Linked DNA regions of Homo sapiens: region 1 is linked to region 2. A link is a contact called in ENCODE Hi-C or POLR2A ChIA-PET data. All regions are on one chromosome and are shown on one strand. The core of a region is the stretch at or near the end of the contact, and the rest is flanking DNA. Distances in the headings are between cores, read along the strand shown. Region 1 has its middle 44 kb from the start of FOXO6-AS1. Region 2 overlaps FOXO6 (forkhead box O6).

Evidence for each region. Hi-C counts contacts between places; a loop is a spot of excess contacts on that map. ChIA-PET counts read pairs that join two places held with the same protein, here RNA polymerase II (POLR2A). Pooled maps may share reads with other maps.
Region 1: a loop to region 2 is called in a map of ascending aorta, with 5 times the contacts of the local background. The contact joins two enhancer-like sites. A Hi-C loop is called at or near these places in 7 of 168 maps with a recorded cell type or tissue (PC-3, PC-9, ascending aorta and 4 more) and 9 of 50 pooled maps. POLR2A ChIA-PET finds 5 or more read pairs at or near these places in 6 of 52 experiments (GM12878, H1, MCF 10A and 3 more).

What each region holds. Positions count from the first base shown.
Region 1 is chr1:41,417,617-41,421,386 of GRCh38, forward strand. No RefSeq gene overlaps it. Among named protein-coding and RNA genes, the nearest start is that of FOXO6-AS1, 44 kb to the left of the region's middle. RefSeq lists a silencer at 1,341-1,635 and an enhancer at 1,341-1,635. Within about 2 kb of position 1,380, at least 16 of the 41 ENCODE cell types and tissues checked have a DNase peak (open chromatin) inside an H3K27ac peak, as active enhancers do; they include PC-9, ascending aorta and tibial artery, where a contact is called at or near this core.
Region 2 is chr1:41,381,646-41,385,335 of GRCh38, forward strand. It overlaps FOXO6 (forkhead box O6), which reads left to right. Exons shown (of 3, transcript NM_001291281.3): 2 at 1-563; 3 at 565-1,945. The coding sequence ends at 1,036. Among named protein-coding and RNA genes, the nearest start is that of FOXO6-AS1, 7.8 kb to the left of the region's middle. RefSeq lists a silencer at 592-641. Within about 2 kb of position 1,251, at least 26 of the 41 ENCODE cell types and tissues checked have a DNase peak (open chromatin) inside an H3K27ac peak, as active enhancers do; they include PC-9, ascending aorta and tibial artery, where a contact is called at or near this core.

The DNA of each region.
Region 1 (3,770 bases), core at 130-2,629, 36 kb after region 2:
AAGACCCATTCTTTGGGGCTATTTATTTGTCTAACAAATATGTATTTACACTTGCTATTTTCAGAGCCAAAGGAGCTCACAGAATGCACTTAGCCTGATTGTGTCACTTTACAGATGGTGAAACTGAGACCCAGAGAGGGGGAGTGACTGTCCCATGGTCACATGTGTGAGTATGAGGGTGTATGGTAGGACTAATGGATGGCAGTGCGATTGTCAAGCCCAGCATGTGTGAGGCAGTGTGGGACGGGCATAGGAGACAAAACACGATGAGTGCAGTGTTCTGGGGTGAGGGAGGCCACAGTGGGTAGGAGCTAGGGGCCACCCCACCCTAAGTGGGAAGCACCGCTGGAGGAAATGCATGGGGCAAGGGTGGGTGTGAGCTTGGATATGGGCGTGGCTGGGGTCAGTGTCTGAGCTGTGTGAGGGAGAAAGCGGAAGGGAAATGTCTAGGAGCCAGTGGGAGCCACTGGAGGGGGCCACAGTTTCCCAGCACCTGCCTGGTGCCAGGCAATGCAAGGAGTAGGACAGCCTGTCCTCATGGAGCCTGCATTCCAGGGGCTGAAAGCACAGATCACTCCAGAAACAGGCCTCTCACATCCCATCCATGGTGATGGACTCAGAACAGTGTGGGAGGCAAGGCAAGGGGTCTTGATGGGAGCTCCCTGGGGTGAGTGAAACGGTCTAGAGCTTAGCCTGGGGGGTAGTGACCCGGAGGGTTCAGAGGTAGAAATACATCGAGCTGTTCACTTCAAAATAGTGCCCCTTACTGTATGCAAATCTTACCTCAATTAAAAAAGAAGAAAACAAAAAAACCTAGCCTTCTGCTTTGGGTGGGAGGGAAAGTGGGAGTGGCCAGTAATTGTGGCCTGGGTGGAGAGGACCTAGACAGAGAGGTGCTGGCAGAGAATTCTACGGAAAGTTTGCTGGTGGGAGTGAAAGCTGGAACTCGGCTCTAGGTTTCTGAGGAGCCCCAGGGGATGAAGCTGCAAAGATGTGGGGAGGCTCAGGGATCCTGGGGCATCCCATCTCTGGAAGAGCCTCCCCTCTGCAGAAGTGGCAAGAAGCCCTCCGAGAGTGTGGGTCTGGGATGCTTTTTGTCAAATCTGCAGGTGCCTGGGTCCGCAGTCTACTCCTCTGCTGGGGGTGGAGGGGATCCCCTAGATCTACATTTTCACACATTCCCAGGGTAATTTTGACACTGTCAGCTGCACACCAGTATTAGGAAATCACAGCCTGAGGTTCCTTCCAAGCCCTGGCTTCTGTGAATCCAGATTCTGAGATTTCCTGCACTGGAAAGTCATTTTAGCTAGGCCAGCACTGCCACCGCTGGCCATGGCGAGGCTGAGTCCCAGGGAGGGGAAGTGACGTGCCCATGGACTCACAGCCAGCTTGCATCCAGAGCTGTAACCGGAACCCTGCCTAGGCTGCCAGGCCAGGCTCCCAGCCCCGGCCCGGTCAACTTTGTCATGCCCAAGGAATTCCCAGCTGTCAGAGATGGGCGGGGACCGTAGGCAATGGCAGGGAGCCTGGCAGCTGTAGGTGGGCCCCACCCACCCTCCAGGTGCCCCAGGTCTCCCGGGTTGGTTGGGGGCCATCTCAGGCTGTTGGCTGCTCGGGGCTCAGGCCCACCTCCTGCCTCTGTGGCCCCAAATAGAGCTCCTGGGGGCACTTGGCCACCAGGGGAGGAGAGCAGAACCCTGACTCTGTTCCTAGCAGGGGGAGGACCTGTTGAGTCCTGTCATGTGGGAGTGCCACCCCAAACTCCTGCCTGCAGAACCTCATTGGGATGCTGGTGGCACAGGCTGAGCCGGCAAGGTCACTGGAGAACAGAGCGAGGGTGAGGGCGTCCACCGCCAGCCTGGCACTGCCCCCACTGGCGCCTGTTGGGTCTGAACCTCTGCCTAAGGCAGTTGCTTGCACCTGGCCTCACCTCTGCCAGGGCGTCCTCTGCCAATGACAGCCCTCCCTTCTGTTTTCTCTCCTCCTTCCCTTCTCTACCCCTCCCTCTTCCTTTTCTTGCCTACAGGATTGGGGCCCCATCTACTCCTCTTCCATCCTGAGCCCTTTGGAGACAAGCCGACCTGGTTTGAGCCCCAGCTCCTGCTCCTTCTGCTGCTTAGCTCTGTGACCTTTGGCAAGTTGCTAAACCTCTCTGAGTCTCAGTTTACTTATCTGCAGAATGGGGGGTAATAGATCCTATCTCATGAAGGGCTCGTGAGGATCTTTAAACTGTCTAACCTTGGTTGGGCACTTACTCTGTGCCAGGCACTGTGTGTGTGTTTTACCTGAGTTATCATCCTCATTTTATAGACAGGCAAAATGAGGCTCAGAGAGAGGGGGCAGGCTTGTTCCTGGTTGCTCAGCTGTACGTGCAGAGTTGGGCTTTCTGGATCTAAGATCTATGTTCTTCCCTAGGCAGGTTGGCACTGAGGGAGCAGGCAGGGCCATGGGCAGAGCTGTGACCTCACCACATAGGGAGGTGCTGGGCCTGGGTCACATGCGTAGAGAGATTACGATCCTGGGTGTTGTGAGTCAGGTATCGTCTCCATCTGTAGAATGAGGAAAGTTGTAACCATCCCTAGGTGCGATACCTGAGACTGGATCCAGCTTCCTGCAGTCTCCCTTGTCCAAAGCAGGGACTCTTGAGTTCCGTCAGTAGAAGGGGAGCATGACTCTGTCTTATGGAGACAGTCATACATAGCAAATGTTGACTGTAACCACTATCACAAGTCCTGAGATCTTTGCCTGAGGGATGAAAATGGGGGCGCACAGAATTTTAAGTCCTCACTTAAGGACTTGAACTTACCCCTCCTGAGTAGTACATAGTAGCCCCATCTCCAGAGGAAGAAACTGCTGCTCAGAGTGAGGCCCAGCTTTGTCCCAATCACACAGCCCAGTGGTGGGCAAGGTCCTGCCCCCTCCCAGCAGGCCTCAGAGGGAAGGCCAGGCTGGCTCTCTCCCCATCAGCGGCCGCCTTCATTAGCATTCCGAGGTGCACTGCCCAAGTTGCCATTATGTGGTTGGGTAGATTCACATCTGTAGGTTCTAATTCACCCTAATTGACCCTGCAGGGAATCTTCCAAACTCCTGGGTTTTTACAGCTTCTTGGAGTTTTATTTTGGCTTTTGAAAAATAGTGCATTCATGCCAAACACACAGGGCTATAAATCGATGCTGCTCTGATTGATAAAGTATAAAAAGGCCAGCATGCTGCGTGGCCAGGCCCTGGGTTGTCTGTGTATGTGTACATGCATGCATGTATGTATATGTTTGTATATATGTGTGGGTATATATGTGTGTGTCATAGCAACACATAGAAGCTGGCCTTCATTGAGCATTTCTGCGTTGAGCTCTGTGCTAAGCACTTCACAGGCATTAAATACAATCGCCCAGGGTCCAGCTGCTACTAATTGTCTGATCCAGAGCCCAGCTTGGCCAGGAATAAGAAGGTCAGGGCAGAGTCAGTGAGCTCATTTTGGTTGTGGCAAGTCTGAGGTTCTTCTGGGATATTCAGGGGAGGGAGCCTGGTAAGCTCTGAGGCTTACCTGCTATTTCACTTCAAGCAAATCGGTTACCCTCTTTGTGCCTCAGTATCCCTTCTACAAAATGGGGATAATCAATCACAGTACCTACTTCACAGGGTTGTTGTCAGGCTGTCTGCCTCTTGGTCAGGGTGAGAATGGAAAAGCACTCCCTGTATTTAACAACAATGTGTTGAGTGACTCAGTAAGAACCATTTTGGTGGAATACGGGGTGGACAGCAGCAGGCCT
Region 2 (3,690 bases), core at 1-2,500:
ACCCGTTTCATCCGCGTGCAGAACGAGGGCACCGGCAAGAGTTCGTGGTGGATGCTGAACCCCGAGGGCGGAAAGACAGGGAAGACCCCGCGGCGCAGGGCCGTGTCCATGGACAACGGGGCCAAGTTCCTGCGCATCAAGGGCAAGGCGAGCAAGAAGAAGCAGCTGCAGGCGCCCGAGCGAAGCCCGGACGACAGCTCCCCGAGTGCGCCCGCCCCGGGGCCGGTGCCTGCCGCAGCCAAGTGGGCCGCCAGCCCCGCCTCGCACGCCAGCGACGACTACGAGGCTTGGGCCGACTTCCGCGGCGGCGGGAGACCCCTGCTCGGGGAGGCGGCCGAGCTGGAGGACGACGAGGCCCTGGAGGCCCTGGCGCCATCATCGCCGCTCATGTACCCAAGCCCCGCCAGCGCGCTGTCGCCGGCGCTGGGCTCGCGCTGTCCGGGTGAGCTGCCCCGCCTGGCCGAGCTGGGAGGCCCGCTGGGCCTGCACGGCGGCGGCGGCGCGGGGCTGCCCGAGGGCCTGCTGGACGGCGCGCAGGACGCGTACGGGCCGCGGGCCCGCGCCCAGGCCCGGCCCGGTGCTGGGTGCGCCGGGGGAGCTGGCGCTGGCGGGCGCAGCCGCCGCCTACCCCGGCAAAGGGGCGGCCCCGTACGCGCCGCCCGCGCCCTCGCGCAGTGCCTTAGCCCACCCCATCAGCCTTATGACGCTGCCCGGCGAGGCGGGCGCCGCGGGCCTGGCACCGCCGGGCCACGCCGCCGCCTTCGGGGGCCCGCCCGGCGGCCTCCTGCTGGACGCTCTGCCGGGGCCCTACGCTGCCGCCGCCGCCGGGCCGCTGGGCGCCGCGCCCGACCGCTTCCCGGCCGACCTGGACCTCGACATGTTCAGCGGGAGCCTCGAGTGCGACGTGGAGTCCATCATCCTCAACGACTTCATGGACAGCGACGAAATGGACTTCAACTTCGATTCGGCCCTGCCTCCGCCGCCGCCGGGCCTGGCCGGGGCCCCGCCCCCCAACCAGAGCTGGGTGCCGGGCTGAGGGCCGCCTCCCGCCTCCGGGCGCCCCGTCCCGTCCCCAGGGGGCCTCTGTCTTCCCATCCTGATTCCCGGGTCCCTGCCCCCGACTCTAGCTCCCCAGGAGGCGGCCCCAGCCCAGCTAGGGACCCCTCTCGGAGGCCGGCCGCCGGGGAAGGGGAGGGAGGGGCCGGGGCACCCCACTGCTCCTGCCCACACTCCTGAGATCCACCCCCTTCTCCTGGGCAGGAAGCCTGGGAGAGGAGGCTGAATTCCAGGCTGGCTGGGAGTAGGGAGGAGCGGGGTGGGCCGCCTGGTGTGGACGGTGGTCGGGGAAGCCAACTAGGAGATGGGCCAGGGAGCGTTTACAAATCTTCAGTTTCATTTGCGGAGGCCTAGCCGTGACCCCGCGCCCACCCCAAACACGGATCTGATTCCCACTTGACACACTTTCCCACTGGTCTTAGTCTCACCCACCCGAAGCCAGCAACCCTCTGCGGAAAACTCACACCTACCTATATCCATCCACCCTGAGCAGCCCTCCACCCCCAAATCGCCCTCCGACGACCGCCACCCCCACAGTTCAGTCTCCCCCTCCCATCCCTGCCGGCCCTCGCTTCTCCCCTCCCCCGTCGGAGTCAGTCCCTCTCTTCAACCGCCCCCACCCCCTAGTACTGGTCTCAGCTTCTGCAGCGGGCCTCAGCCCCGTCCACCCCCAACCCCGACGCCCCTTTCTCCGCGCCAGTTCTGGCCCTTCTCCCATATTTATAAGTGTCCGGCCGGGACGGGCGGTGGGCGCGGCGTCCCCGGCGCGTATCGTAGGCAGTGTACCGTGGCCGTGCCGTCAGAGTGTGCGTGTGCGTGTGTGCCGTGTCGAGGCTGTGTAGAGTGCATTGTACAGCATATTTTCATGAATAAAATTGTTTTAAATATTTCCCGCGCCTTGGGCTAGAGGAAGGGGAGTGGTGGCGGAGGATAATTGACAGGGAACTTGGGGCAGGGGGAGGGTTCATGTGCCTGAGTCACTATTGTGGCTTTTTGTCTGGGTACTCGTCAGCCTTTGCTAAACTAATGCTCCTCTGCCCGGCACATATTGGTTAAGCGCCTACTGAGTCCCCCGTGCTGAAGATGTGCTTCGTCGAGCTCTGCACCTGTTTCTGTGAACATGTGCATGCACGAAGTTTTGGCCCAGGAAAATGCGTCCTAAATAAGCCTCAGAGATTGGGAGAGGATGCACAAATATTTACTGAGAACCTTTAGTGCCAGGCTCTGTGTTGGGCACGATTTTTGTTCCCATTGTACAGATGAGAAAACAAGGTCAGAGAGAGAAAATGACTTGGGAAGGAGGGTAGAGATGGTGAAAAGAGATCCCTTTGAGGTGCACAGACTGCTGTTGGAATCCATTTTCTACAGTTTGCCAGCTGTGTGACCTCGGGCAAATTTTCAGCCTCTGAAGCCTTGTCTTCCTGGACTACACCATGGAATAGTAGCATCCATCTCATGAACTTCTGTCAGGCATGAGGAAAGGTATGGAAAGTGTTCAGCGCAGGTCCTGCACTCGTTCATTCCAGGAAGATTCGGTGAGCACCTGTTAAGTTCTTATACCAAGCATTGGGGCTGCCCTAGAGCCACACGGACACAGTCTCTACTCTTAAGGAACTTAGAGGCTCCTGGGGAGAACAGGCCAGCAAATAGGCGATTATAGATCAAAGCTGTGCTGATCGGAGGAGGAGCTGGGGGCTGTCGTGGGAATGAATGATGGGGCAGCACTCATCTTGGACTTGAGTCAGGGAAGGTGCCTGGACTGGTGCTGCCTCAGCTAAGCTTGGTAGGAGGAACTGGCATTGGGAAGGGGATTTAGATGAAATGGCATGTTCAAAGGCCCAGAGTCAAGAGGTGTGTGGATTCCAGAACCAAAAGCAGTTGAGTGTGGCTAAAGTTCAGAGAGGGACAGATTACTGATGGCAGGGAGGCTAATGGGCCAGAGGGTTCAACAGTGGAAGAGGGACAGTGTGGCCCAGCCAGAGGTGCTGATGTGGCTCAAACCAAGTTATGGGGGAGGACAGTGGGGCTGCAAGGGAAAGGATGAATTCACATCTACTTTGGATATGGAGTCATTGGGGACTTGGTTGTGGATTGGACCTGGGGGATGAAGGACAGGGAAGCATCAATTGATGCTTGGTTTTTGTTTGGGTATCTGGGGAGACAGGGCCATTCCTTGAGATGGGGCACACCAAAGCAGGAGGAGCCCTAGGGAAATTGATGTGCTCATTTGAGCTATAGTTCATGAGAATCTTTGGGATTTGGAGCAGAGGGAGGGATGTTCAGGAGCATACACACTGCGTGAAATGACATTCTCTGGCACTGGGCAACATAGTGGCCCTGAGGTGTCCACTTGCATAGTGGGGTCAGAGCCCAGAAGGTGTCTGGGCTGGAAAGGGAGGTCAAGAATCAGGAACACAGAAGGTGTCACTGAGGGGTTGGAAATGGCTTGGGAGGGGGAGGATTGCAGAGTTGGAAGAGCAGGAAGTCCAAGTCTGCTTTGATGAACATCTTGGCACAGGAGGGACCCACTGGCTGAGAGGAGAAGAGAAGGAAAACCAGGACCCCAGGGGATTGGGGACGGTGTCCTAGAAAGGAATACCCAATGTTCTTGCCTTCTGGAGCCTCACTTTCTCG